Linked DNA regions of Homo sapiens: region 1 is linked to region 2. The links are chromatin loops, found by intact Hi-C in ENCODE. Cell type or tissue: gastrocnemius medialis. All regions are shown on one strand. Links, peaks and the distances in the headings refer to the core of each region. The heading gives the core; the rest is flanking DNA.

The links. Peaks named below come from ENCODE experiments on the same cell type or tissue, not always from the same donor. Only the 100,000 strongest peaks of a DNase experiment are listed, where the experiment ranks them.
Region 1: it touches region 2 in a loop (6-fold over the local background); 1 of 110 quality-filtered maps calls a loop at or near these places.

Annotation. Positions count from the first base shown.
Region 1 is chr2:28,766,605-28,782,154 of GRCh38, forward strand. It overlaps PPP1CB (protein phosphatase 1 catalytic subunit beta), which reads left to right. Exons shown (of 8, transcript NM_002709.3): 2 at 10,247-10,378; 3 at 12,205-12,435; 4 at 15,134-15,238. Among named protein-coding and RNA genes, the nearest start is that of PPP1CB, 23 kb to the left of the region's middle. In gastrocnemius medialis, for the core only: no CTCF peak of the experiment used is centred there; a DNase peak (open chromatin) is centred at 11,947; H3K27ac peaks cover 7,854 bases.
Region 2 is chr2:28,709,592-28,725,141 of GRCh38, forward strand. The region is part of intron 1 of LOC100505774 (a long non-coding RNA gene); the gene reads right to left. PPP1CB-DT (PPP1CB divergent transcript) reads right to left here. Exons shown (of 5, transcript XR_007086259.1): 5 at 12,677-13,415. Among named protein-coding and RNA genes, the nearest start is that of PPP1CB-DT, 34 kb to the right of the region's middle. RefSeq lists an enhancer at 13,391-13,891. In gastrocnemius medialis, for the core only: no CTCF peak of the experiment used is centred there; DNase peaks (open chromatin) are centred at 6,950, 7,980 and 11,690; H3K4me3 peaks cover 795 bases; H3K27ac peaks cover 3,814 bases.

The DNA.
Region 1 (15,550 bases), core at 6,985-14,984, 60 kb after region 2:
TTTTCAGTCACTTCGAATGAGGATTGGCTCCCCAAATAACAAGTATTGGTAATACCTGTCATCGAGAGCCAAGGAACACCACTCAGAACCATTTGGCTTGTTTTTTAATTGTTTACTAATTTTGCTCCCAGTGTTCTCAACTCTTCAAGCACCGTTTTTACAGAAAGGCTAATGGCGTTTAAAAGTTTATTGTCTCAGCTGGGGTGGTGGCTCACGCCTGTAATCCCAGCACTTTGGGAGGCCAAGGCAGGCAGATCACGAGGTCAGGAGATTGAGATCATCCTGGCTAACATGGTGAAACCCCGTCTCTACTAAAAATACAAAAAATTAGCCGGGCGTGGTGGCGGGCACCTGTGGTCCCAGCTACTTGGGAGGCTGAGGCAGGAGAATCGCGTGAACCAGGGAGGCAGAGCTTGCAGTGAGCCGAGATCACACCACTGCAGTCCAGCCTGGGCAACAGAGCAAGACTCCATCTCAAAAAAAAAAAAAAGTTTATTGTCTCAAAAAATACATAGTTCTTCAGCTTTTCCAATCAGATACAATTTAATTAACCCACCATTGATAAATGACTTAACTTGGCTAACAAATGGGCCACTTGGAAACTTGAGTTGCAGACTCATTTTTATTTTTGTGAAGAAATTCTGCTGTGATGAGATTTCATTTTAATTTTTTAAAAAGTTCCCTTACCATTGCTTTACTATGAATTGGGAATGCTGTGGTGAGTGCTCCATCTGGTAACATCAGTATATGTTGTGGTTTTTTTTTTAGCACAGCTACATAATGACTACAATGCCTTAGCACCCAATTAAATAACATAATCCACACTTTATTGTGTCTTAAAAACACAACATTCAAAGTTCACTTTTTTTGCTTTGACATGATGAGTATGCACTGGTAGTAAAAGTAAATAAAATGTTGCAGTACAGCAATAATCGTGACACCCATGACGCTGCCAGGTTGTAACTGCATCTGTATAATTTGTGATGCACCGAAAAGCAGTGTGAAGTGATGAGAGTACCATATGTAGTCCATCACAACTGCTCAGCTCTGCCATTGTAGCATGAATGTGTCCAGTGATAAATAAGTGGCTATGCTTCATTAAACTTTATGGCCACCAAAATTTGAGTTTCATATAATTTTTATATGTCACAGAGGATTCTTTTGTTTTGCTTTTTTGCAATCATTTAAAAAATGTAAAAAATTATTCTTAGGCCCCTAGCCATGCAAACACTGGCATTGGGCTAGATTTGACCCCTTGGCCTTAGTTTGCTGAATACTGGTGTAGTTTTTCTGCCTTTCCTAATGTAAACATGATTGTAGAAAGATAACCTTACTGGAAGTCAGGAAACCTTGGTGCTCCCACCAAAGTTGTGTGACTGATTAAGTCAGGTGAAATAAATTGGGATTAGGAGCCATGGTGTCTAGTCCTTGACAAGTCATTCCTCAATTTTTTTAATGTAATCACCTGAATTTCTAGTGTATGCATAATCACATTTTGTGTGCCTCTCGGCAGCCATTCCATTGTTGAAGAGGCAGCCAACACAGAAAATTGTTGAGGGGTTTTGATCTTTGACAAGGGAAGCGTATAGTGTGAGCTCACCAGTCACCCTGGCTTTTTTCCCTGGAGACATTTCCTAGTTTGTGGCATAGGGGAAATAGATCCCAAATAAAAAGTGACGGTCTCACTGGGCTAAGGAAGAAAGGTGGAAGTTTGGGGCCACTAAAGCAATTGAAGCTTAAGTCCAGGAGAGGAGAGAACCACATAAAATCTAACCTCAAAATCTGCAGTCAGGTCCCTCTAAAGTCATTGACTGACTTCAGAGGTACACATAAGCAAGAGAAGAAACCCAGCAGAAAACAGTAGCTGAAAAGCTAAAGATCTGAGCAGACATTTCAGTATCTAATGCCAGAGAGGCAAAAATGGAAGTTCAAATCCTGCCAAGTTAGAGGGGCCTTATTACACCCTGAGTTTTCCACTGTGGCCCCATCATGACCACTGCCTAAGATTGAAGGCAAAACTAAAACAGACCAGCCCTCAGGAAAATGAGTTACTGCTGTGCTGCTGCTAAAAGGAAACAGCCTTCTTTGGAGAAAGGTATTATCTAAAACTTCTACAATTTTGTATCCATAATTCAGTATTTCATTCACCAAAATAGGATATGCTGTTTTGGACAAGCTAATGAAACTGAATTGACCAAAAACCAATAGAAATTATCTAGTGCTGACAGAAAAAAAAAAGTGTACAGAAGAAAGCATGAGAGACTTATGTATTGCTGATAGACAGTGGAAAGGTCTATCATGTATAATAGGAATCCCAGAAAGAGAGGAGATAGACATACAATGGGATGGAAATATTGACTAATAATTTTCCAAAACAGAGATATCCAAGCACATATTAAAGAAGCTGTGTGATTCCAAGCAGGGTAAATAGAGAGAAAACCATATTGAACATAGCTGCTAGAAATCCAAGAGAAAGAGAAAATGTTAAATGCTGTCAGAAGAAAAAATTCATTATCTTCAGGGAACAATAATATGAATGATGGCTGATCTATCACCTGAAACTGTGGAAGACAGAAGACAATAGAATGGTGTTCTCTTTAAAGCACTGAAAGAAAAAAAATGACAACCTAGAATTCTTTATTTATTTTGAGATGGAGTTTTGCTCGTGTGGCCGAGGCTTGGAGTGCAATGGCGTGATCTTGGCTAACTGCAACCTCTGCCTCCCGGGTTCAAGCGATTCTCCTGCTTCAGCCTCCCGAGTAGCTGGGATTACAGGCATGTGCCACCACGCCTGGCTAATTTTGTATTTTTAGTAGAGGCAGGGTTTCTCCATCTTGGTCAGGCTGGTCTAGAATTCTAAATCTAGAATATCCTTCAATAGTAAAGTAAAATGAAGACAAACTAAAGCTCAGAAAATATATTGCTGATATGCTGACACTAGAGAATATTAAAGCAAGTTCTTTGTGTTGCAAGAAAATAACAGATAAAAGCAAAGAACTGCAGAAAGAAATGAACAATGGTAAGGATAAATGTGAGTAAATACAAATTCTGACTGTTTAAAATAATAGTTGTGGCTTGTGGGATTTAAAATATGTGGAAACAAAAATACGACAACTGTAGAACAAAAGGCTGGAGGCGGGTGGTAATCAGTCAAAAGTGTATTTGTAATCTCTAGAGCAACCTCTAAATGAAAAAAGAATATATAACGAAAAGCTAATAGAGGAGAAAATGGAATAGTAAAAAAATAACTGATTACTCCAAAGAAATGCAGGGAAAGAGAGAGGAATGAAGAACAGATGGGACAAACAGAACAGATGACAGAATGGTAGACTTAAACTCAACTTCGTCGATGATTATATTAAATGTAAAAGGAGCAAATATTGGCTGGGCACCGTGGCTCACACCTGTAATCCCAGCACTTTGGGAGGCCAAGGCGGACAGGTCACTTGAGGTCAGGAGTTCAAGACCAGCCTGGCCAACATGGTGAAACCCTATCTCTACTAAAAATACAAAAATTGGCTGGGCGTGGGTGCCTGTAATCCCAGCTACTCAGGAGGCTGAGGCAGGAGAATCGCTTGAATCTGGGAGGCAAAGGTTTCAGTGAGCTGAGATCATGCCGCTGCACTCCAGCCTGGGTGACAGAGTGAGACTCCATCTCAAAAAGAAAAGGAGCAAACATTGAAATTAATGCAAAGCTCAGAAGACCTAACTATTATAGATACTGTTTACAAGGGATGTATTTTAAATCTAAGGACACAAATGAGGAAGTAAAAAAAAGGGGGGGGGGAGGGGGGTGTGGGGGAGACGATATCATGCACACATTAATCAAATGAAAGCTGACTTGGCTATATTTATGTTGGAAAAAGCTCTAAAACCAGAAATAACACTAGAGGTAAAGAAGGGCATTATATAATGCTAAAAGGATAAATTTAATGGAAAAATATCTAAAATTTTTATATATGTAATAGTATAGGTCTAAAACTAAAAGGAAAGGTTGACAACTATTATAAAAAGTTAAAATAGACAAAACCACAACCATAGATCAGTGCCCCTCTTTCAGTAACTAGTAGAACAAACAGGAAAAAATCAGCGAGGATAAAGATTTGAACAACACAGCCACCCTGACCTACTTGGCGGACATAGAACACTTCACTCAATAATTTCAGGATATATATGCTTTTCAAAATATGTATGAAACATTTACTAAAATATACCATATGCTATACCATAAAGCACCCCTCAGTACATTTGAAAGAAATGACATCACAGATGTCAGCCAAAATCCATTTAATGAAAAACGTGAAAGACTGCCATACTAGAGTATATAACATTGCTGAGAGAAATAAATAAAAGGAGAGATACCATATTTGTGGATTGGAAGACTTGAAATTGTGAAGATACCAATTCTGTCTAGACTTACCTACTTATTCCCTGCTCCCCCCCCCCCACCCTTTTTTTTTTTTTTTGAGGCAGAGTTTCACTCTTGTTGCCCAGGCTGCAGTGCAGTGGCACGATCGTGGCTCACTGCCACCTCTGTCTCTTGGGTTCAAGCGATTCTCCTGCCTCAGCCTCCTGGGTAGCTGGGATTACAGGCACCTGCCATCACGCCTGGCTAATTTTTGTATTTTTAGTAGAGGCGGAGTTTCACCATGTTGGCCAGGCTGGTCTCTTCCTGACCTCAGGTGATCCACCCACCTCGGCCTCCCAAAGTGCTGGGATTACAGGCATGAGCCACTGTACTCGGCCTTATTCCCAATTTAACACCTCACAAGTTTGGGGGTGGAGGGGCTAGACACAAGCCAATTTTAAAACATTTGAAAGTTCAAAAGGAAAATCTAAAGAACAAAATTGGGATGTTTATATTACTAGATACCGAGACTTTATAAAAAGCCATAGTAATTAAGACATTGTGGTATTGATGCAAAAATAGACAAATGGGGTAATGAGCTATATAGTGGCTAAAAACAGACCTGTTCCTGTATGGTCACCTGATTTTTCTACAAAGCTGCCATTGCGGTTCAGTGGGGAAAAGGATGATCTTTATGATAAATGGTGCTGAATCAACTGGGTATCTGCTTAGATAAAAACCTTGACCTTTACATCAAACCATACACAAAATTAATTTGAGATGGGTTATAGAATGAAGTGGGCTAAAACAATAAAATATCTGGAAGGAAACATAAGGAAATATGTTTAGAGAAGGCAAGAATTTCTTGAATAAGATGCAAAAGGCCTTAACCAAAAAAAGATTGACTAAGATTTTTTAAGATTTAAATTCATTAAAGAACTTCTGTTCATCAAAAGATAGCATGAAGAGATGGAAAAAGTCCAGTTTTAAAGAATGAACAAAAGACTTAAAACGAACTTGTCCAAAAAAAAAAAAAAAGATAACCTAAAGGGTCTATTAGGCACATGAAAAAGATACTCAATGGCCAGGTGCAGTGGCTCACGCCTGTAATCCCAGCACTTTGGGAGGCCAAGGCGGGGAGATTATTTGAGGTTAGGAGTTCGAGATGAGCCTGAGCAACATGGTGAAACCCTGTCTCTACAAAAATTAGCTGGGCATGGTGGTGTGCACCTGTAATCCCAGCTGCTCAGGAGGCAGGAGAATCCTTGAACCCGGGAGGTGGAGGTTGCAGTGAGCCATGATCTTGCCACTACACTCCAGCCTGGGTGACGGAGCGAGACTCCATCTCAAAAAGAAAAAAAAGGGTACTTGACAACCTTGGTCCTCGGGGAAATCAAATTAAATCCAACGAATACCACCATATACCCAACAAAATGACTAAAATTAAAAATACTGATAATTTGCAGTATCAGTAAAGATATGGACCAACAGTGTTAGGAGGATTATGAATTGGTATAGCCACTTTGGGAAACTGATGGTATCTACTACTTAATGAAATAAACTGACCCGAGCAGTTCTACTGCTTTGTTCTATACATACCTAAGATAAATATGCCCATGGATATTCATAGCATTTGTAATAGCCCCAAACTGGAAATAATCCAAATAGAGTAGTAAAGATATTGTCATATGTTCATAGAATGGAATACAGGTTGAATATTTTTTATCCAAAATGCTTGGGACCCCAAGTGTTTGGAATTTGGATTTTTTTCAGATTTTTGAGTATTTGTATTATACTTACCAGTTAAGCATCCGTAATCTGATAATCTGAAATCTGAAATGCTCCAATGAGCATTTTCTTTGAGCATCATATTAGCACTAAAAAAGGTTTCGGTTTTGGAGCATTTTGGATTTCAGATTAGGGATACTCAGCCTGTATTTCAAATGACTGTTAAACACAATTATATGGATGTATCTCACAGATGCAATAATGAGCAAAAGAGCATTCTTATGTTTCTTTTTATCTAAAAGTCTAATTCACAAATACATCAAATCAATATATACTGATAGCAATAAGGATAGTAACCTCAGGCATTACTGTCATTAGTTAGGGTACAAGGGAATCTTCAGGGTTGCAGGAAGCATTCTGTACCTTGATCTGGATGATGGTTACTCAGGTATATAGATAGTTTAAAATTCGTTGAGTTACACCCATAAAGTTAGTATACTATATGTATGTAATATGTTAAAATATTTTCTAAACAGTAGTAAGTATGGTAGATATTTGCTATCATGGGATTTTATCTGGTCTGAAATTACTACATGCTGAAAATTTCTAGGAAATTTTTGATCCAAAAATTTTATGTGGTGAAGTGGAAAAAGTACTGGCCTTTAAGTTAGAAGACTAAGTCTGAATCCCTCTCTGCTGCTTCTCACTCCTATCAGTCTTATAAAACCTGGGCACTGTGATCTTATGCGAGTTATTGAATCTCTGTCATTGTACAGTGGAAAGAATAGCTTCTCTTTTCAGTTCCTGGGGTGTGAAAAGGATTAAATGAAATGATTGATGTGAAGGTGCTTTGCACCTAATGAAGTATGCTGATTTATAATATTTTTATAATCCAGCAGCGTTCAGATATCCAAACACTGGAATCCCTCATGGATGCTGTGATAGCAGTCTAGTTGCCCTGTGTAACAGGTTGCCCGGATGATTTCTTCCTTTTTTTCAGAAGTCTTGAGAGTACATAAAGGAGCAGGACTTTTGAATTGGAAGACAGCTGGGATTGCCCTGGGACATCTGCCTTATTCTGTCCAACCTTTGGCTAATTTATTTCTAATTTCTAAAACTCTTGTCAGAGTTTTAAACATTGGGAAAACCTTTAGCTTCTCTAACTGCATTCATCAACTCTTAAGATGTGACTGATTATTAAATGCACTTTTATGTGCCACTAAGTTGGTGGGGGGGGCTGCCAATTATAATTGTAAGAAGCTTTTAATTGCAAGAGTCTCACAACTTCAGAGATATTAGTTAAGGGAGAAATGTGCATCCTACAGTTAGTGAAAATATAAAAAGTTTCTGTGCAGTGTGTTTTTGGTAAATTTTTAGTTTCTGTGGATTTGCTTGACTTACAAGTTGAAGCACTTTATAGTTCTGTAAAAATGTTACACAATTACTTGAGAAGTGAAAATTATACAGAGGGAATAAAATAAATACTAGGTAAAATATTCACCACTGTCATTTGAATATTTTAAATTGACATATTGAAGTGACCCACATTAGTCTTTTGACTTAGTAGTCAAGTTACAACTAAGTTTTGATAATGTACTGTTCTTCTTGTTCATTGCTGTTCTCTATAAACAACTAATACACAGTAGACTCTCAAACATTTGTTGAATGAGTTAATACAGTTTGTAAGTACTTTTAGCTGTGTGTTTGTTATCTGAAAGCAGTTTGAGACCCTTAATTCTTCCAAGGCGAATACTTTTTTTTTGAGACAGAATTTCGCTCTTGTCTCCCAGGCTGGAGTGCTGTGGTGCGATCTCGGCTCACTGCAACCTCCACCTCCTGGGTTCAAGGAGTTCTCCTGCCTCAGCCTCCCAAGTAGCTGAGATTACAGGCACCCGCCACCACTCCCGGCTAATTCTTGTATTTTTAGTAAAGACAGGGTTTCACCACGTTGGCTAGGCTGGTCTCAAACTCCTGACCTCAGGTGATCCACCCACCTCGGCCTCCCAAAGTGCTGGGATTACAGGCATGAGCCACCGCACCTGGTCACATTTTTTTTTTCTTAAACTAAAATCTTCCACATTTAAAACTAAAGCTGAGATGTCTTTTTGGTGTTAGAAAAACCCAAATATGCATCAGAAGTAGGTAATTGATGTTTGAGAACAAGCACTAATGAAGCTATATCAGTTCCCATAATAAAAGCAGTTCTGCTGATCATTGTTTTGAATTTCAGGGATAGTCTTATAAACTAGCATATTTGCTAAAGCACATTTGAATGTTGTCTGTGTCTCCTGTTTATTGCCTCCTTTTTACTTTTATATTAATATATTAATGGAATATATAGCTTTTGCATGTGGAGGCCTTTTTTTTTTTAAAGCCTCTTATTGACCTGACAAAGGAATCAGCAATTTTTAGCAAGAAATATGTGGAATTTTATTTTACTTTGGAGATGGGGTCTCACTCTCACCCAGGCTGGAGTGCAGTGGCACGATCTCAGCTCACTGTAGCCTCTGCCTTCTGGGGTCAAGTGAACGTTCCACCTCAACCTCTGCCTTGAGTAGCTGGGACCACAAGCATGCACCATCATGCCCAGCTAATTTTTTGTATTTTGGGTAGAGATGGGGTTTCATCGTGTTGCCCAGGGCGATCTTGCGCTCCTGAGCTCAAGTGATCCACCCACCTTGGCCTCCCAATGTGCTGGGATTACAGGTGTGAGCCACCGTGCCCGGCCTTTATTTTTATTTTGCAGAGACAGGGTCTTGCTCTGTCACCAAGACTGAAATGCCCTAGTGCCATCATAGCTCACTGCAGCCTCAACCTCTTGGCCTCAAGCAATTCTCTACTATGCTAGGCTAATTCTGTTTTTTAAAAACATCTTTTGTTGACACAGGGCCTTGCTTTGCTGCCCAGGCTGGTCTCGAACTCCTGGCTTCAAGCAGTCCTCCCGCTTTGACCCCCTAAAGTGCTGGGATTACAGGGGCAAGCTACTGCTCCCAGCCTATTTTCTTTTCTTAAATGCTCTTTCACTTAAGATTAAATGAGAGCTCAGCTGTAAATTTAAGGTTAAAGGGAGTCAGGGGAGATGGTGATGAGAGGAAATGATTACAAGTTGAGTTCAGTGGGGCAAATAAGGAACTCTTCTGTCTCTCCATGCAACATTCTGTTCCCCTTCATCCCACAAGTTACTGGAAACCATATTATCTTATGGCTCAGTAATGCAAAGATGCCTCACTCCATCTAAATAGCCTTTAGAGGTTTTAATATAATGATCTATTGGGAATGTAACGATAAGTTAATTTTTAATACATAGCTGATATCTTTTTTGTATTTCTTTTGATCAGAAAGTAGAGATAGGAGTTGCTAAAATTTTGGGGACTGCTGGTAACATTCCAAGAAAGTGTGTGAAGCTAAATCACCTACTGACAATTACTATTTAATCTCCCTTTCTTCATAGCACATTGTTCTTAATGAGGCTGTTTTGACATCCTACTAGATGCGAGATAAGCAGGCCAGACCTTAAAGGGTGCGGGCTCTGAAATGTTTTTTTGTGTGTGTTTTTTTTGTTGTTGTTTTTTTTCTGTTTGTTTGTTTTTTTTTTATTTGAGACGGAGTCTCGCTCTTGTTGCCCAGGCTGGAGTGCAATGGGGCGATCTCAGCTCACTGCAACCTCTGCCCCCGGGTTCAAGCGATTCTCCTAACTCAGCCTCCCAATTAGCTGGGATTACAGGCATGCGCCACCACACCTGGCTAATTTTGTATTTTTGGAGAGATGGGGTTTCTCCATGTTGATCAAGCTGGTTTTGAACTCCCGACCTCAGGTGATCCACCCACCTCAACCTCCCAAGGTGCTGGGATTACAGGCATGAGCCACCGTGCCCGGCCCTGAAATCTTTTAAGTCTCTTTGGCTACTAGGCCCCAGGTTGGTCACAGGACAGCAAAAAACAGGACTGCATTTCATCAACAGCAGACTTGAGGAGCATCATCAGGAACCAGTAACAATGAAAATAGAAGTCAGAGATCATAGAATAACATTATTTTAAACCATGGGACCAAATAGGGTAATTTGCTGCCTGTGTGACTTTTCTGATTTTTAAAGTATGGGCATGACTCTTTTTGAAAGATTATTATGAGTAAATTTTAGAAAACTGACTGTTTTATTTATCGTTTGTCAGTACGAGGATGTCGTCCAGGAAAGATTGTGCAGATGACTGAAGCAGAAGTTCGAGGCTTATGTATCAAGTCTCGGGAGATCTTTCTCAGCCAGCCTATTCTTTTGGAATTGGAAGCACCGCTGAAAATTTGTGGTATGTAAATGGGTAAAGTTGGAAACAACTCTTTTGAATCATGTTTTTCCTCCCATGTTTAAGATCTAGAGAAAACATTTTTTGAAATTTTTGTATAAAACAGATCAGTAGGCTTTACTAAATAAAAGTGTATAAAAATTGAAACTTATAAAAATGACAAGTTACAGACAAGATGAAAATACTTGCTATATATCAACAGATAAAAGGAGTTCTATTTATAATATATAAAGAGTTCTTATAAATAAGAGAAAGGCGATACAGTATAAAAATAACATAGGAAGAGGAAGGTCTTAGAAGAAATTCAAATGGCCAGTAAACATAAGGACGTCAGCTTCTTTTTTTAGTAATCAGTGATGTGCAATTTAAAGCAAGTCTCCAACTCTAGTCAGATTATAAAAAAATACCAAAGATTGATGTTTAGTGTTGTCAAGGATGTCACGAAAAGGGCATCATAGTACACTGGTTAGAAAAAAATAGGTGTATAATTTAGAGGGTCAATATGGCGATATCTGTGGTCTTCTAACTTTGATGTTATTTAAATTTGTTTTGAAGATTATACTACTTTATACCTTGTATTCTTTTAAGTTTTACAGTGACTTTTTTACAGTCCTTTGTACAGTGCCCAGCAAATAAGAGATACTCGCTAAGTAAATGTTTGTTTTTTGTTTGTTTGGTTGGTTTTTCTTTGAGACAGAGTTTCACTCTTGTTGCCCAGGCTGGAGTACAATGGCACAATCTTGGCTCACTGCAACCTCCACCTCCCGGGCTCAAGTGGTTCTCCTGCCTCAGACTCCTGAGTAGCTGGGATTACAGGTGTGAGCCACCACGTCTAGCTGACTTTTTGTATTTTTAGTAGAGACAGGGTTTCTCCATGTTGGCCAGGCTGGTTCTGAATTCCTGACCTCAGGTGATCCACCTGTCTTGGCCTCCCAAAATGCTGGGATTATAGGCATGAGCCACCGCAGCTGGCCAATAAATGTTTGTTGAATGGATCAGTTAACTTAGAATATCACACCTTCAAGTAAGAGGTAGTAGTTCAGAATTTGGGGGAACTAATCAATCCCCTGTATAAACTTAAGCAAATGTAGTTACTTAGAGGTGATCTTAAAATTATTAGAATTAAAGTATTCTTTGAAGGTGTTCTTTAAAATGTAATATAGAAATAACTTGAAGGTAATGGAAGTTATTTGTACTACATATTTCTAAAGGTTTACTATTTGTCTCCATATTTGGTGTTAAAAAGTGACGTAAGTTAAACTACCAGATAATAAAATTGTTTTAGTTACCTATTGTTGTATAATAAATCATTCCAAAACTTTGTGGCTTACAGCAACATTAATTTACCATCTCACAATTTCTGTGGGTCAGGAATTCAGGAACAGCTTAGTGGGTCCTCTGGCTCTGGGTCTCTCACAAGGCTCCAATTAAGGCGTGATCTCGGGCTGCAGTCATCTGAAGGTTGAACTGTGAAAGGATTCAGTTCCTTATAGACTGATGGACTAAGAGCCTCAGTTCCAAATGAGCTGTTGGTCAGAGGCCTCCCTCAGTTCTTTGCTACGTGGGATGCTTCATTAGACAGCTGGTTTCATCAGCGAGCATGGAAGAAGGTGAGAGAGTGCAAGCAAGATGAAAGTCACAGTCTTTTGTAACTTAATCTTGGAAGTGACAGCCCATCTCACTTTCGCTTATTAGAAGTAAGTCACCAAATATAGCCCATACTCAAGGGTAGGGGAGGATTACACAGGATGTGAACATTGGGAATCATTTCATAGAAGCTGCTTATAACAGTAACCAATTTTTCTAAAACTGACTCTTTCTCTTTTTAGGAGATATTCATGGACAATATACAGATTTACTGAGATTATTTGAATATGGAGGTTTCCCACCAGAAGCCAACTATCTTTTCTTAGGAGATTATGTGGACAGAGGAAAGCAGTCTTTGGAAACCATTTGTTTGCTATTGGCTTATAAAATCAAATATCCAGAGAACTTCTTTCTCTTAAGAGGAAACCATGAGTGTGCTAGCATCAATCGCATTTATGGATTCTATGATGAATGTAAGTGAAAATAAAGACTTAGAAAAGTAATTCATGGAAACATTGCCTAATAATTTTCTGGTTCAGAAGAGTTGCTTTGATTCAGAGTTTTTTCAAAATAAGATCTGTCAGGCATAGGCCAGGAAGAGGAACCTGAAACTGGGAAACATGTTACTAATTAAATTGGTTCCTTGAGATCTCCTTGGTCATATTTCAGATTGACTGCAGCTTACTTGGCTGAAGAGGCTCTTTTAAAATTAGTTTATCTAGTAAACTATCCAGGTGAAACAGAAGTCACTGTAGGCAGTGGCCCTTGGTTTTCTAGTGTCCATTAAGGTTTTAACTCTCGGCATTCTTGTGGTATGACAGCTTTTATTAGTCCTGTGTCACAAGAATTATTGAGAAGTTCTGTGAAACTATTTAAAAGTCAAAGTTTAATATTATTAGAATTTAAATCTATGTCTGTAAACCTTGAAAGATAAAGATACTGAATACTCTGGGGTATCCTTATTTTACTCTCTTTTTCATTAGTAGGAAATCAACGATTTGGTATTGTATGTTTCCAAGTGTTATTATTAAAATACCCTACTAGGTTCAAATATGGTCTTTTGGTTTTATTAGAATACGGGAGTAAGTATTTATTTGGTTAATTACTACTTAGAATCAATTATAATCTTCAAATTGAATTTTTTATTGCTGTCTTCCCTATTAGAATCTACTTTTGCTTTTTTTCAATCCTTAATTATGTTAGAGACCTATTCAAACTCATATCTCCTTGATTTATATAATGATTTGACAAAGTTTGAGGGTATGTTATATGTGCAGGCACTATTGTGAACACAGTGCGTGAAGCAATACACAATACAGATGATCTCTGTTCTCATGGAGCTTACATTTTTTTTCCCAAGTGTTTCTCCAGCATTGATTGGCCTTCCCTGTCCAGCCAAATAGCAGGTCATCAGCCTAGCTGGGACTGTATGTCCTTGTAGTGAAAAAAGGCTGTATCAGGCTTCCAATGCTTAATGAAAATAGCCTTTCTTTTTTCTTTTTTCTTTTCTTTTCTTTCTTTTTTTTTTTTTTTTTTTTTGAGACGGAGTCTCGCTCTTCTTGCCCAGGCTGGAGTGCAATGGCACGATCTCAGCTCACTGCAACCTCCGCCTCCCGGGTTCAAGCGATTCTCCTGCCTCAGCCTCCCGATTAGCTGGGATTACAGGCATGTACCACGTTCCCTGGCTAATTTTGTATATTTAGTAGTAGAGATGGGGTTTCTCTGTGTTGATCAGGCTGGTCTTGAACTCCCAACCTCAGGTGATCCACCCGCCTCGGCCTCCCAGAGTGCTGGGATTACAGGTGTGAGCCACGGCGCCCAGCCATGAGCTTACATTCTAATAGAAATGATTCTGTATTTGATTTTGTATTGTATTTTTATTTCTGAGATGTAGTGTGTGGTTTGAATTATTTAAATCAGACTAGCAGAGAGAAAGTGGGTTGGAGTACATCAAACTACAACATTCTTCCTAAAGCTACATCAGAAATGGAGGTATATTTTTAAAGGATAAAAGATAGGCAAGAATGTCTTTGGGGATAGAAATGACATCAAATGAAATAATGTATGGGAGAGCAACTTGTAAACAGTGCTTTGAGTTATGTACTTACTCATTAAGGGGCAGGTTGTGGCATAAAAGCACAGGAAGTTAGTACTTGTGTCTTTCATCCCTTCCCTAGCTTAGTAGTTGTACCTTATTACCAAATTCAGGAAAATCGAGTAACTCTAAAAAGGTGAACATACACTTGAGGTTGTCTTTGTCGTAGCTTTTTATGCTAGGCTACAGGAAAATTATAGCCTTTGTGCCTCTATTTATACTTGCTATAGTGCCAAGTTGTAATTCACACAAAAGAATACTAGTTAAACACTTGGAAATTTTCCTTCCTTGGCAATAAGTTTATACTGTGTTAATCAATGCATTAGTGTTAAAATGGACAGTTTCCAGAGGCACCTTTTCACTTCTGCTTGCTTATTTGGCTAGGTATTTAACTAGTCCACACACTGAACGGAAAAAAATGAACTAAGAGCCTATTAGACTGTTTAAAAATTGCTATATTATACTGATCTTAAAAGACAAAAATTGTTTGATGTATTTCATAAAACACCTAGCACAATCTTTGGGATTTTTTAAGTGTTAAATTTGATTAGGTTTATTTTATTTGTCAGAAATTCTATGTATTTATGATGTACAACATGATGTTTTGAAGTATATATACATTGCAGAATGGTTAAATCCCGCTGATTTAACATATGCATTACCTCAAAAAGTTAGCATTTTGGGAGAAAACAACACTTAAAATTTACTCTTAGCATTTTACAAAGATACAATATAGTGTTAACTGTAGTCACTGTTATACAATCGATCTTCTGTATTTATTCCTACTACCCAACTGATACTTTGTATTCTTTGACCAACATCTTCCCATCCCACCCCTACCCCCAGCACAATCTTTGAAGTCTTGGTAACTTTACTGAAGGTATTGAATGTTTATTGTAGTTGTTGCCTTTTTGAAAGTACGTAAATAACATCTTTGCATTGTAGAAAAAGTTCTTCTTTATAGATAAACATGAAGAAATGAAGAAAATTGAAATCATTCATAATCCTGCGGCTTTGAGATAACTGATGAGAACAGTTTTAGATTTTTTAATTTATTCTATCTGTTCTTTTTACAGGCAAACGAAGATTTAATATTAAATTGTGGAAGACCTTCACTGATTGTTTTAACTGTCTGCCTATAGCAGCCATTGTGGATGAGAAGATCTTCTGTTGTCATGGAGGTAGACTAGTAAATTTGCCTTACAGATTTTTTTTTTCTTCTATTATTCGGAAAATACCTATAATAATCAAGAGGCTGTGGGAAAACAAAGCAGTGCTTGTATGAAAACTCAAGTGATTAAAACTGTTTTAAACATGGCTAAACCTCTTTTAAAAATTAGAAATTTATTTATAAATGAAAACGTAATGCTTCTTTAAATACAGTTTCACATATAAGGAGTGTAACTAGAGTTGTTTGAGAAAGTCTCCTTTGCCTCAAGTTTTAACAGAAAGACACCCCTGCTATTTATTAGTAAAAATGAGAGGATATCTTC
Region 2 (15,550 bases), core at 4,495-12,494:
GGTGGTATTAACGTAATCAGAATATTTTACCCAGAAGTCCAGAACGTAGAAGTATCAATAAGCATTTCTTGCCCCAAACATTTATTGTAGGCATATCAAGTTTTTACCATGTCATTTTGGTCTTTTTTTTTTGAGACAGAGTCTTGCTCTGTCACCCAGGCTGGAGTGCAATGGCACAATCCCAGCTCACTGCAACCTTCACCTCCCAGGTTCAAGAGATTCTTCTGCCTCAGCCTCCTGAGTAGCTGAGATTACAGGCACCCACCACCACACCTGGCTAATTTTTGTTTTTTTGTTGTTGTTTTTTGTTTTTTTTGTTTTAGTAGAGACAGGGGTTTCACCATGTTGGCCAGTCTGGTCTCAAACTCCTGATCTCAGATGATCCGCCCTCCTCAGCCTCCCAAAGTGCTGGGATTGCAGGCATGAGCCACTGCGCCCAGCCTGTTCTTGTTAATTAATATGCTTCTTCCTCATTATGTTAAAGCTGCATCTTGTGTGCGTGTACTGAACCCCCACCTAGCTGGCAAATTCTTCAAAGGCAGGAGAAGTTCCCATTGTTTAGTTTCCAAGCCCAACAAGGTGATTGGTGCTGAACTGAGCCAAGACAGGCAGACTGCCTTCACCAGGGAGTCAAGAGCAGCACCTTGGTGTATCCCCAATGCCCTTCTCCGGGGGTATCCAGTCCATCCCCATTATTTTTGTGGCCCACAAGGCAGTACCTCCTCCCCCAGGTCTGAGAAGACTGAGGAGGGTGTTATTAGGTTCCTACATGGCCCAGACTAGTTGATATCCCATCTGGGACTTGCTGAATAATGATGATAATAATAGCTAACATTTATCGAGCACTTACTATGTGCAGCCTCTGCTAAATACTTTATCTTGCAACACAATCCTCATGCCAGCCCTCTGAGATAGCACTTTTATCATCCCCACTTTACAAATGTAAAAACTGAGACTCAAAATACACAGCTAGGAGACGGTAGACCTGAGATTCTGGTCAGGGCTGACTGACGTGGATCCTGTGTTTGAACTCCTAGCATACGCTGCTTCCCAAACTAGTTTGTAAATTCTTTTGAGAGCAGAGATTCTATCTTTTTCTTTTCTGTACTCACAGAGCCTAGAAGAATCCTGAGCAACAGTGGACTCTTAGCATCTACCTGTTTCTTGACTGACTCATGAGCGATCCATGCCCATGGCAGTCAGAGATAAGAGTGACAAGAGGTTAGAGAGGGATCTGGCAAAGAAAGTTTGGAGAGCTGCTTATAGCCAGGTCAATTTAGGGTGAGGGAGTGTAGGCACAGAGGCCCCTCTCAGCAGTACTCAGAAGCTTCCAGAGCATCCTGAGCAGGAAGGTGGCCTTCCCTTCTCAAGGAGGACTCTCTAAGGAATAAGGAGGCATCCGAACATAGCAAGGGCAGAGGAGTGGCTATGGAGCCAAATCTCATTCAATGTCTCTGTCTTGGTGATCACTAAGAAGCCAGTGTTGCTCTCTGCAGCAAGCTGCTCATCTGTTGTCCTGATTGACCTCCAGTTTAGAAAAATGCACAGTATCCAACTGTTCCTACACTTTGACTGCTCTGCAGGATTTTTTCCCTCTTCCTATATTGAACATGTGAAGGATTGCAGCCCTTTTTTTTTCTAATGGCTTATGTTTTGATGTTTTACCTGTAAATCAATTATTTGGAACTGATAACACATTTCCCATAGGAAATCATGTTGCTTAAAGAGGTTAGGATCTCAGGCTATGTCCTAATAGTCTTATTTTACCCATTGTTTATTCCTTTTTTTTTAATTTTCTTATTTTAAGAGACAGAGTCTCCCTATGTTGCCTCCCACCTCAGTCTCCCAAAGTGCTGGGATTACAGATGTGAGCCACTGTGCCCAGCCTTTACCCATTATTAATAGCAGTGAGCCTGATGTACATATCACCTACAAATAATCATGTTCATAATAGGAAAAAATGTATTAGGTTGGTGCAAAGGTAATTGTGGTTTTTGCCATTATGAAACCGCAATTACTTTTGCACCAATCTAATATATTCCTAATTCTAACTCAGCACCCCAGGACAGGGTTTCCCCTACCTGGGGAAGTAGAGATTTCTGGAGATGAGGTTAGCAGCACTCTGCTACCTCATAACTTTCTAACTGGGTTTGCAGAAGAGATCAGAACTTGAGGATATAAGATCATGCCAGCCTTATCAAAGAAGTCATGTCTGCAGAAGCAACAGGTTTGCAACACAATCATTGCAGCAACGATCCAGATACACACTGATATCTGTTGATTCAGGATGACACACATGAGGGTATGAGTCACACACCTGACCTCCTCAAGACATCTTAAAAGTTCAAAGGGAGGCCGAGGCGGGCAGATCACGAGGTCAGGAGATTGAGACCATGCTCGCTAACATGGCAAAACCCTGTCTCTACTAAAAATACAAAAAATTAGCAGGGCGTGGTGGCGGGCGCCTGTAATCCCAGCTACTCAGGAGGCTGAGGCAGGAGAATGGCGTGAACCCGGGAGGCGGAGCTTGCAGTGAGCCGAGATCACGCCACTACACTCCAGTGTGGGTGACAGAGCGAGACTCTGTCTCACAAAAAAATAAAAAATAAATAAAGGTCAAAGGGATTTCCACCATACTCAGCTTGTTAAATCTCTGAAGTGGAAAGATCAATACTCCTCTAGCCCAACTCCAGCCCAAGACTCCTTCCTATGCCTAGTACTCTGTGCTGAGAAACAGGGAGTCGCAGAAGGAACTCCTTCAAGAAGCTTCTTATTCATTTTTTTAAAAAAATCATTATAATAGCTACTTCTTTTTTTTTTAGTACTAACTTGAGGCCAAAGGCTTTATATGTTTCAATTTGTTAAATTCTCATAAAAACCCTATGTTTAGATTTAGCTTCACTTAGAATATAAGGAAACTGAGGTTTATCATGATTAAGTAACTTGCCTTACCTCACACAGCTAATACACGGAAAAATCAGGATTCAAAACCCAGTCTGTTGGGTGGGCACAGTGGCTCATGCCTGTAATCCCAGCACTTTGCGGGGGCCAAGGCAGGCAGATCACTTGAGATCAGGAGTTCAAGACCAGCCTGGCCAACATGGTGAAACCCCGTCTCCACTAAAATATACAAAAATTAGGCAGGTGTGGTGGTGCGTGACTCTAGTCCCAGCTACTCGGGAGGCTGAGATGGGAGAATTGCTTGAACCTGGGAGGCAGAGGTTGCTGTGAGCCGAGATGGCGCCACTGCACTCCAGCCTGGGCAACAGAGCAAAACTCCATCTCAAAAACAAAAAACAAAAAACAAACAAACAAACAAAAACCCAGTCTGTGACGTCACACTATACTCCATAAATATGTACAATTATTGTGTCAATTAAAAACAAAATTTTAAAAATAAAAAATAAAAATAAGTAACATTTTAAAAAACCCAGTCTGTTTGCAACTCCAGAGTCCAGGCTATTAACTGCTATGGTATAATTGTTTTTCCAGAGGTATGGAGGAAACATCAAAAGATTATAAAACATAGTCACTGTTAAGTATGTCAAACTTATGTATTTTTATTTAAATAATAATCTTGAAATTGATACAGTATATGCTGGATCATCAGGCAGTGCAACTATAACTAAGTCCTGTCACACAATATAAAGGCTCCCTTTTCTGTTGATTTCTAGCCAAGAGGAGGCCAAACAAATACCATGATGGCTCACTGAAAGAATGAGGGTTTTAGGCTGGGCACAGTGGCTGATGCCTGTAATCTCAGCACTTTGGGAGGCCAAGGCAGGAGGATTACCTGAGGTCAGGAGTTCAAGACCAGCCTGGCCAACATGGTGAAACTCCATCTTTACTAAAAATACAAAAATTAGCTGGGCGTGTTGGCAAGTACCTGTAATCCCAGCTACTCAGGAGGGTGAGGCAGAAGAATTGCTTGAAACAACTGGGAGGCGGAGGTTGCAGTAAGCCGAGATCACGCCATTGCACTCCAGCCTGGGTGACAAGAGCGAAACTCCGTCTCAAAAAAAAAAAAAAGAATGAGGGTTTTACAGTAAGTTGAACAGAAGCAAGTCATGGGAGCTTCTCCATGAAGTCACGTAGCACACAGCAGTACAGGCATGCTGAGCACAGAAGGACCTTCCCTTAGGTGTCATCCTCACACTGGGAGCAGACATATTACACAGATCTCATTATACTGTAACCAGCATTGCACACCATGTTGACTCATCATTTTGAGAATGAGCTACTTGGCTGTTAAACTGCCTCAGTCTCTAGTGAGAATTGTTGAAAAGTAAAATTTTTTCCCAAGTCTCCCCTTAGCTATTTTTCTTTCTTTCTTTCTTTCTTTCTTTTTTTTTTTTGTTAGTAGGGACAGGGTTTTGCCATGTTGGCCACACTGGTCTCGAACTCCTGGCCTCAAGCAATGCGCCCGCCTTGGCCTCCCAAAGTGCTGGGACTACAGTGTTTTTCTTTCTTGATGATGCAATATTTAGTCATAAATATCCTCTGAAATCTTCTCATTGTCCTAATTAAAAGAAGAAACTTTTAAGAAACCAGAAGATAGAAGCCTGCTAGACCAGTCCTCCCATATGAGTCGAACATCAAAGTCGTTTATGAAAAAGGAAGAATCACAAAGTTTCAGTTTGTTACAACATTAGAGTAAGAGAGAAAGAAGCATAGAAAAAGCAGTACAAATAGGAAGCACAAAATAAGGTTATAGAAATGAATCCAAATTTCAGTAATCATAGTAAATGTAAATGGATCAAATTGGCCTTTAAAAGTACAAAAAAAGTTAGAGTTTTAAATATTAGAAATCCAGATATATACTTTTTATAAGAGGCTTGCTAAACTGTAAGGATCAAGAATGACAGAAAGTATAAGTATGTAAAAAATAGAGGCTGAGCACAGTGGCTCACATCTGTAATCCCAGTGCTTTGTAGTACTGGGAGTTGAAGACTAGACCTGGCTACATAGTAAGATCCCATCTCTACAAAAAATACAAAAATTAGCCAGGCGTCGTGGTATGTGCCTATGCTCCCAGCTACTGGGGAGGCTGAGATGGGAGACTTGCTTGAGCCCAGGAGTTTGAGGCTTCAATGAACTGTGATTGCACCACTGCACTCCAGCCTGGGTGACAGAGCAAGACCCTGTCTCAAAAAAGTAATAATAATAATATATATTTTTTAAATTAGCTGGTCACAGCAGCATGTACCTGTAGTCCCAGCTACTCGGGAGCCTGAGGCAAAAGGAGTGCCTGAGCCCAAGGGGTTCAAGGCTGCAGTGAGCCAAATGCCACCGCACTCCAGCCTGGGTAACAGAGCAAGACTCTGTCTCTAATAGAAATTAAAAATAAAAGTGAAAATAAAATATATCTGGCAAATAGCCACCCCTTCAAAAAAGCTAATGTTGTTGTTATTAATATGAGACAAATGAGTTTAAGACAAAAAGCATTTTTAGGGATGAAATGAGTCACTATATTTGATAAAAATTTCACTGGAGGCCGGGTGCAGTGTCTCACGCCTGTAATCCCAGCACTTTGGAAGGCCGAGGAGGGCAGATCACAAGGTCAGGAGATCGAGACCATCCTGGCTAACACGGTGAAACCCCGTCCCTACTAAAAATACAAAACATTAGCCCGCGTGGTGGCGGGCGCCTGTAGTCCCAGCTACTCGGGAGGCTGAGGCAGGAGATTGGCATGAACCCGGGAGCCGGAGCTTGCAGTGAGCTGAGATAGCGCCACTGTAGTCTGGCCTGGGCAAAAGATCGAGACTCTGTCTCAAAAAAAAAAATTTTTTTTTCACTGGAGAGCTATAACAACTCTAAACTTATATGTCCTTAATAACATATCTTCAAAGTATGTAATCTAAAAATTGATAAAACTTTGTTTCAAATTGAAAACATACATGGTGATGAGGATAAAAAAACTGAGGAAGGAAGGAGAGAATAAACATATGTTGAGGGCTTACTATTTGCCAAGACTGTGCCAAATGCTAGGGAAACAAGGATGTGGAGACATAGTTTCTCCCCCCATAAAACTTCCATATGGAAATAATGTATAATGTGATAAAGGTTATAACAGTGGGATATACACTCTTTTTTTTTTTTTCTCTTGAGACGGCATCTTGCTCTGTCATCAGGCTGGAGTGCAGTGGCACAATCTCGGCTCACTGTAACCTCTGCCTCCCAGGTTCAAGGATCCCCCTGCTTCAGCCTCCCAAGTAGCTGGGATTACAGGCACGCACCCCCACACCCGGCTAATTTTTTGTGTTTTTTAGTAGAGACGGGGTTTCACCATGTTGGCCAGGGTGGTCTTGATCTCCTGACCTTGTGATCTGCCTGCCTCGGCCTCCCAAAGTGCTGGGATTACAGGTGTGAGCCACCACACCCGGCCCAAGGGATATACACTCTTAAAATGAATGATGGAAGACAGGATGAAGTTACTATCTGAATCAGAAGAGGAGGGGGTAAAGGAAAACTCATATAGAAATATTTTGAAATGGTCTTAAAGGATGAGTAAGAGTTCACCAGATAGACAAGGGGCAGAGGGGCGAGGACTAGGGAGAAGAGCATGTCAAACAGAGGAAACAATACACACCACCAGCCAGAGAGGTAAGAAAGCATAGCATGTACAGAGGTCTAAAGCATTGGATAAGTAAATTGAGGAAGAAAAAACATTTTTACTGGTAACGATTTCACATGCATGAAGCCTTAGTTTCAGTGACATTTACACACACCAGAAAGAAGAACTGGACAAGGTTCCTCTTCAGCACAGAAGTCACTAGAAAAATATAACTAATCACATGAGGGATGGGAGGAGTTTAGAAAGCTACCAGTTTAATTTCCCTTGGCAAATCCTGCAGTGCAGATTTGCTAAGTTCCAGTGTAATGCACTCTGGTGATGTCATTTTAGCCTCGGATGATTGCACATCCCAAACAACCATGTGACTAATACCCTCTGGCTGTCACCAAAAGTCTAAACAATATGAGCAGCAGTGCTCAGCCTCAGCGTGCTAGCAAGCTGCCTTAGTTCCTCACTTTCAAATTACAATCTGACTTGTTACATGTAATAAACAGGAGGTGAGAAAGGAGAAAGAAAAACAAGTGTGGAAACTATTCCATAGTAGTGCTATGACCTAACACATCCATTTGATTTCAGTTGGCAAGGGAAGCAGAAGATCCAGTTTGACACAAGAAATCAAGAATGGTTGCACAACAGGCTGAGTTGGGAACATCCTTTATATATTGTCAGTCTCTGCCATGGCCGGTAATTCACTCAATTGTGAACAAAATATCTTACAGAGTAGCCAAAAAGTTTTAGAAAATAATGTGCACTTTTTTTTTTATTTTTTTCCCCTTTCATACCTAGTCTGGTAGAATAATCTGCACTTTAGAAGGGACGGCTTTTCTTTCTTTCTTTTAGACAAAACTGTGCCCCTTGATTTTGGATCCCATTTATGCTGATACTTTTAAATAAGCAATTTTCTCATGTGCAGTGGGAATTGACACCTATCTAACCAATTTTTATTTTGTTGATGAAAACTGAAAGCGGAAGCTAGAAGAATGGGGGGATTGTCCTCTTTTCTATATATTTTTTTCTTTTTGATGTCCTTTACTTCAAGTTAAGCCTGGTGTTTGCTTTAATCACAGCAGAAAGCATTTTCCATTTCAGGGAAAGGAGAGAACAGGCCATAAACCCTGTCCCCTGTTTGTTCTCCAACTACCCATTTTTGTCCTTTGCCCTGCCATGTCTTTTCCCCCTCGTTTGCTTCTCCTTTCTTTGTTGATTTCTCAGTTCTTTTCTGGCCTCACTCAAAATGGCAGAAATTACGCAACCTAGTACTTTTTTACACAAGCTCCTTTAGTGTCAAGGATTCATCAAGTGCCTGCCATGTGCCGGAACTGTTCTAGATGCCGAGAATACTACCATGAATGAAATAGACAGAAATCCCGGCTGTCATTGGGCTTTGTCTGAGGGCCATTGGGGAAGGCCTCTCAAAGGAAGTGATAGCTGAGCTGGGATCTGAGTCATGAAGAGGAGTGAGCCCAGGGGACAACAGCTGCAAGAGTGTGCCAATGGGAGAGACCAGCCCAGCAAAAAGGAGAAGCATAAGTCTGGTGCATTCCAGGGACAGGAAGGAATGGGGCAGGGTGCCTTTAAGAGAAAAGCATCAGTTTGGATGAGGAGGGATGTAGGGTCGGGAATACAAAATAAGAGTAATTATGGCTGGGCACAATAGCTCACACCTGTAATCCCAGGACTTTGGGAGGCCAAGGTGGGCGGATCACTTGAGGTCGGGAGTTAGAGACCAGCCTGGCCAACATGGCGAAACCCTGTCTCTACCAAAAATACAAAAATTAGCTAGGCCTGGTGGTACGTGCCTGTAATCCCAGCTACTCGGGAGACTGAGGCAGGAGGCAGAGGTTGCAGTAAACCAAGATCGCGCCACTGCACTCCAGCCTGGGCAAAAGAGTGAAAGTGTGTCTCAAAAAAAAGAGAGAGAGAGAGAGAGAGAGAAATTAACTTAGGGTGAAAGGCATTTTGCCCACAACAAAGGAGGGATTCCTCTAGATCCACCAGATGGAGGAAGGTTTGAGAGAACAAAGATGATGGTTGGGTTCCAGGGTCTGAGTAGAAGCAGGAGAAGGAATCCTCTTTTTTTTTTTTTTTGAGACGGAGTCTCGCTCTGTTGCCCAGGCTGGAGTGCAGTGACGTGATCTCGGCTCACTGCAAGCTCCGCCTCCCGGGTTCACGCCATTCTCCTGCCCCAGCCTCCCTAGTAGCTGGGACTACAGGCACCCGCCACCACGCCCGGCTAATTTTTTGTATTTTTAGTAGAGACGGGGTTTCACCGTGTTAGCCAGGACGGTCTCGATCTCCTGACCTCATGATCTGCCCTCCTTGGCCTCCCAAAGTGCTAGGATTACAGGCGTGAGCCACCGCGCTCAGCTGGAATCCTCTTTCTTTAGAGGTGTGAAGAGTGGGAACTGGGGACCAGTAACTCGGAGAGGCAAGGCCAGGTTCATGGAAGACTGGGGGGACAAATGGACTGATGGCAACACACAAAGACGCACACTTATGCAGTCACATGTGCACAAAGCGACAGCAGGCGCCTTTTCAAAGTATGCCGGGTTGAGTGAAATGACCTAAACGTATCTTTTTATACAGTAAGCAGGAGGGCAGAGACCCTCTTTTTATAGACTACATTCTCAACATTTTTAAAAACATTTGCTCCTGGCAGGGCGCGGTAGCTCACGTCTGTAATCCCAGCACTTTGGCATGCTGAGGCGGGAGAATCACTTGAGGTCAGGAGTTCAAAACCAGCCTGGCCAAAATAGCGAAACCCCATCTCTACTTGAAAAATAAAATACAAAAATCATCTGGGCATGGTGGCACAGGCCTGTAGCCCCAGCTACTCGAGAGGCTAAGGCAGGAGAATTGCTTGAACCTGGCAGAGGGAAGCTGCAGTGAGCTGAGATCGCACCACTGCACTCCAGCCTGGGGGACAGAGTAAGACTCTGTCTCAAAGAGAAAAAAGAAAAAATTGTTCCTTTTCAGTAAACATAAAAACCACATACCCTTGTTTAAAATGGTTTGAAATTTCAAACTAAATAGAGTGACTGGAAAAAACATGCGGGCAATTTCAGAGTATGTTTCTTCAAGTTACTTAAGCCTCCTCCACCCAGACTTTGGTCTGGAACCTTCTGATCTACCCACTTTCCAGGTGAATCCCAGCTGAGCTGCTACAGCCTGGTAAGTGTTGCCAGATCTGCATAGCAGCCTCAGGCTGGGCTCATTAACTCTAAAGGAAAAAGAAAAAGGCAACAACTTAGTGGGCTGCCAAAACTGGTTTTTTCGTTTGTTTGTTTTTGTTTTTAGGCAGGATCTCACCATATCGTCCAGGCTGGAGCGCAATGGCAAGATGTCACTCACTGCAACCTCCACCTCCCAGGTTTAAGCCATTCTCCTGCCTCAGCCTCCTGAGAAGCTGGGATTACAGGCGCCCACCACCACACCTGGCTAATTTTTGTATTTTTTAGTAGAGACAGAGTCTCGCCATGTTGGTCATGCTGGTCTCGAACTCCTGACCTCAAGTGATCCACCCACCTTGGCCTTCCAAAGTATTGGGATTATAGGGGTGAGCTACCGCACCCAGCCCAAAGCTGTCTTTAAAAATATATCTGTGGATTTAGCCGAATGAAGGAGATGAATGCTGAGTTATGAAGAGAGAGCTTTGCCTTGCTTCAGAGAGCAAAGCTTGGCTTAGTGACTAAAAGTTTCTGGAAAAAAGTTTCAGAAAAAGATTTCATTAAAAAAAAAAAAAAGTCAGCCGGGCACAGTGGCTCATGCCTATAATCCCAGCATTTTGGGAGGCCAAAGGGGGCAGATTGCCTGAGGTCAGGAGTTTGAGACCAGCCTGGCCAACGTGGTGAAACCCTGTCTCTACTAAAAATACAAAAATTAGCCAGGCGTGAAGGCACCTGTCATCCCAGCTACTCGGGAGGCTGAGGCAGGAGAATATCTAGAACCCAGGAGGCAGAGGTTGCAATGAACTGAGATCATGCCACTCCACTCCAGCCTGGACAATAAGAACAAGACTCCATCAAAAAATAAAAATAAAACCCACCAAAGATGAGAACTTTCTGACTAGTGGAAGTAGTTGACACCCAGCACTGCAGGTGAGCTATGGTATAAAGCAGGTACCTGACCTGGGTCTAAGGTCCCTTCTAATTTTACATTCTATGAATTAATCTATATCTAAAGACCATGAGCACAGTATTGAATGAAGATGTTCACAAACATAGTCATTCTTTCTCTCTCTTCAGAAATAGCTAGATAAAAAGAACTATCAACATCACTAGCCATCAGAGTAATGCAAATCAAAACCATGATGAGATTACCACTTCCCACTCACCAGGATGGCTATAATAAAAAAGACAGATAATAACAAGTGTTGGTGAGGATATGGAGAAACCAGAACCCTCACACATGGCTGGCAGGAATGCAAAATGGTATAGCCAGTTTGAAAAATAATCTAGCAATTCCTCAAAACGTTAAATGTCTCCTAGCACTTTGGGAGGCTGAGGCGAGCAGATCACAAGATCAGGAGTTCAAAACCAGCCTGACCAACATGATGAAACCCCGTCTGTACTAAAAGCATAAAAATTAGCTGGGCGTGGTGGTACACGCCTGTAATCCCAGCTACTCAGGAGGCTGAGGCAGGAGAATCGCTTGAACACGGGAGGTGGAGGTTGCAGTGAGCTGAGATCGCACCATCGCACTCCAGCCTGCATGACAGAGACAGACTACGTCTAAAAAAAAGAAAAAAAAGAAAACTACTCTCACAGAAAAATGAGAGGCAAAATTTCAGCACGACTTCTATTTGTAATTTGCTAATTAAAGTGGGCATTCTACCATGTAAATATCTGTGCCTGAATTCTGACACAGCCTTTTTTTAAAAGAATGATTTATCCTAAACTTCCAGATAGTAGCACTGTGAAATGCAAACAGCAGAGACCTCTGACCTGTATTCCACGTTTAACAAACACACACAAAGCTGATTAAAAGACATGGAGGTGGCCGGGCACAGTGGCTCACGCTTGTAATCCCAACACTTTGGGAGGCCGAGGCATGTGGATCACCTGGGGTCAGGAGTTCATGACCAGCCTGGGCAACATGGTGAAACCCCGTCTCTACTAAAAATACAAACTAGCTGGGCGTGGTGGCGTGTGCCTGTAATCCCAGCTACTCAGGAGGCTGAGCCAAGAGAATCACCTGAGCCCGGGAGGTGGAGGTTGCAGTGAGCTGAAATTGCACCATTGCACTTCAGCCTGGGTAACAAAGCAAGGCTCTTTCTCAGGAGAAAAAAAAAAAAAAAAAAAAAAAAAAAAGACATAGGGGTGCCTCTGGCCCTGGGATCCAGCCCCTCCATGCTGGTCCAGTGCAACTCATGACCCTAAACATTTCTTCTTGAGATAACACCATTCAGGATTCACAGAAACACTTCTGTATCTCTCTTGCCCTATGTCTTCAAAACAAAAAGCTTTGTGGGTTGTGTTGCTGCTGACATTAGGGGAAAAAAATGGCTTTGCAAAGATTTGAGTGGCAGAAACTCTTACGTAAAAAAGGACAAATTAATTAAGTTGTCAAATTCCTCCTTTCAGAGAATATGAATGCAATAGATTCTTGCATTACCAAGTATCATTGGCTAGGAATGCTGAGGATCCCTTTTCCAGCTTCTCTGTTTTCCAACTCCGAGTTCTGGAGGTACTTGGGAATTAAGTGGCATTTGCAACAGTTGCACATTGTGCATTGTGACCATGGACATTTTGCAATAGCAAACAATTCTTATTACGTTTTTTCCCCCAAGACAAGGTCTGGCTCTGTTGTCCAGGCTAGAGTGCAGTGGCACAATCTCAGCTCACTGCAACCTCCACCTCCTAGTCTCAACCATCCTCGCACCTCAGCCTCCCAAATTGCTGGGATTACAGGCGTGCACCACCACGTCCGGCTATTTTTTGTATTTTTTGTAGAGATGGGGTTTCACCATATTGTCCAGGATGGTGGCTCATGCCTGTAATCCAGCACTTGGGAGGCCTAGGTGAGAGGATAGCTTGAGCCAAGGACTTCAAGATCAGCCTGGGCAATACAGTGAGACCTCTTAAAAAAAAAAAAAAGTTCAGCTTTATTTAAATGATTTTTATTTAAAATGTTGGTATTCATATATTTTTATTTTGCCTTCTAATTTTAATAGGCATAAATATTTTAAAACAATAATTTTCTTGAAGATATACAAAGTAATTATGATCTTAAAATTTACAATCACTTTAACTTACATTTTGATGAAAATATGCTCAAATTTTAAACACAATTACCTTCATTTTTAACTTGTTACATTATTACTATCAATTGAACACAAATTACATGAAAATCTTTATTGTAACAACATAGTGGTTTTCCTGAAATGGAGAAAATAAAATAAATGTTGTGGAATACATAAATAAAAACATAAATAATGTCTTTTATTAATCATAGAAAATGTCATTAGCTCCTCTAAACATGTGCAATAATAACTAAAAATTAGCCATCTTTTTTTGCAGTCTTTCATAATACTTTATCAACACCATAGCTTTACAAATGTTTTTAATGGACCAGGCACAGTGGCTCACACCTGTAATCCCAGTGCTTTGGGAGGCTGAGGCAGGAGGATCATGAGGTCAGGAGTTCGAGACCAGCCTGGCCAACATAGTGAAACCCCATGTCTACTAAAAATACAAAAAATTAGCTGGGCGTGGTGTCAGGCGCCCGTAATTCCAGTGACTCAGGAGGCTGAGGCAGGAGAATCGCTTGAACTGGGGAGGCGGAGGTTGCAGTGAGCTGAGATCGCGCCGTTGCACTCCAGCCTGGGCAACGAGTGAAACTCCTGTCTCAAAACAAAACAAAACAAAACAAATGTTTTTAATGATGTTATGGATTTGTCAAGATTGAAGTATAGAGCACATTTTGTTTAAAATGTTTTGGCTTTCGGCCAGGTGCAGTGGCTCACGCCTGTAAATCCAGCACTTTGGGAGGCTGAGGCAGCCAGATCACTTGAGGTCAGGAGTTCCAGACCAGCCTGGCCAACATGGTGAAACCCTGTTGGCTGGGTGAGGTGGCGGGTGCCTGTAATCCCAGCTACTCAGGAGGCTGAGGCAAGAGAATCGCTTGAACCTGGGAGGCGGAGGTTGCAGTGAGCTGAGATCGTGCCACTGCACTCCAGCATAGGTGACAGAGCAAGACTCTGTCCCCCTCCCCCCAAAAAAAGAAAGGCCAGGTGCAGTGGCTCACGCCTGTAAATCCAGCACTTTGGGAGGCCAAGGCAGGCGGATCACAAGGTCAGGAGATTGAGACCATGCTCGCTAACACAGCGAAACCCCATCTCTACTAAAAATACAAAAAACTAGCCAGGCATGGTGGCAGGCGCCTGTAGTCCCAGCTACTCGGGAGGCTGAGGCAGGAGAAGGGCGTGAACCCAGGAGGCGGAGCTTGCAGTGAGCCGAGATCGTGCCACTGCACTGCGGCCTGGGCGAGAGACTCTGTCTCGGAAAAAAAAAAAAAAGAAAAAGAAAAAGAAAACTACATCCCCCTCAGGCAGACATAATACAAAGGAGGCCCTTTCTTCCCTGCAGAATCAGCCCTGCACCAGGGAGCCAGACGCAGCAAGAGAAGCCAGGGCTGGATTTTTATCCCTAATGTCCCTCTTGGTTGGGCACCTGGCACAGGGCACAAGCTGCACTCCCATATAAGTGGCTCTGGCCTAGGCAATGGCATCACACTAGAGTAAGGAAAGTGACCCAACTTGTAATGGCAGGCATATTAGAGCAGAGATTCCAAAATTTCATTTCATATATTCCTAGGTGCCTCTGACCCCCACCCCCAAACCACAGATCAACCACAGGAGGTCCTTTTCACCTGCTGTGTAATAGAGGGTTTTTGTTTATGTTTTTGTTTTAGTGGAAGGGATTTTACAACTTTTAAAATATATGTATATATGTTTAACCCCTGATCTACTCCCGCCACACAGCCACATCATGGACCCTGGAGGCAATGGAATAGGAAGGACAGCAGTGGGGGCTGGGAGGGCAGGGGGAAGGAGACTTTTCAGGGACATCCAAAGCCACTGACTTTTGTCCCGTACTCCAGTGGGTGTGCTCCTCTCCTTGACCCCACCGGGCACCATACTTTATAGTTACTTAGAATTTTTGAAGACCTTGGCTGGGGGGTCTCTCTGATAAATCCAAATTACTATGCTTTTGTTAAAACTTTTACATGCCAAAGCAGGCAAACAACAGATATTTTTTAACATCTACATTTGAAAACCATTCTGGGTATACTTCACTGTAATATACAGCCAGCAAAGCAACCATAACATTTCCTCATTTTCCTGAGTAAATTTAGAAGCAAACATTTTCAGAATATGAAATTAAATAAAAGGTCATAGGACAATGAATAATATGCTGTGTGTGTGGTTAATTATACTTGTTCTAAAAAAAAGTCATCCTAGCCTCTCTATAAAAATTGTGTGTGTAGCTATTTCACTTTGAAATGTCATAGGGTTACTCTGTTTCAAAAAGAAAATGGAAAAGCATAAAGATATTTATTTAACCCTGAAAGAAAATATTTCTTAAGAGAATGTAATGTTTAATTCCATATTGTTTCCCTTTGTCCTGTGGCTGGTTTATAAATATGGAAGGCACAATTCTTTGTGCTATTGAAATTAAGGGTTCACGGTATTTTTTGTCTTTTCAGGGAAAAGAATCAAACAATTTAGATACAGAAAAGATATGATTCTTTCAACAGCTACTAAAATCTGACAAGCCATTTTAATCATAAGGTAGATAGCATTATAATTTAATCTTTTCCGTGATGAGATAATCTGTACTTTTAACTTCAAACAAGATGCTTAATATTTAATACTTCAGATTTCAAAAGTGAAACATGTCTGAAATACTTGAATGAAAGTCACTTGTCTACCTATTTTTTATTTCTGCTGTAATTAAAGCAGGGAACTTAATTGCA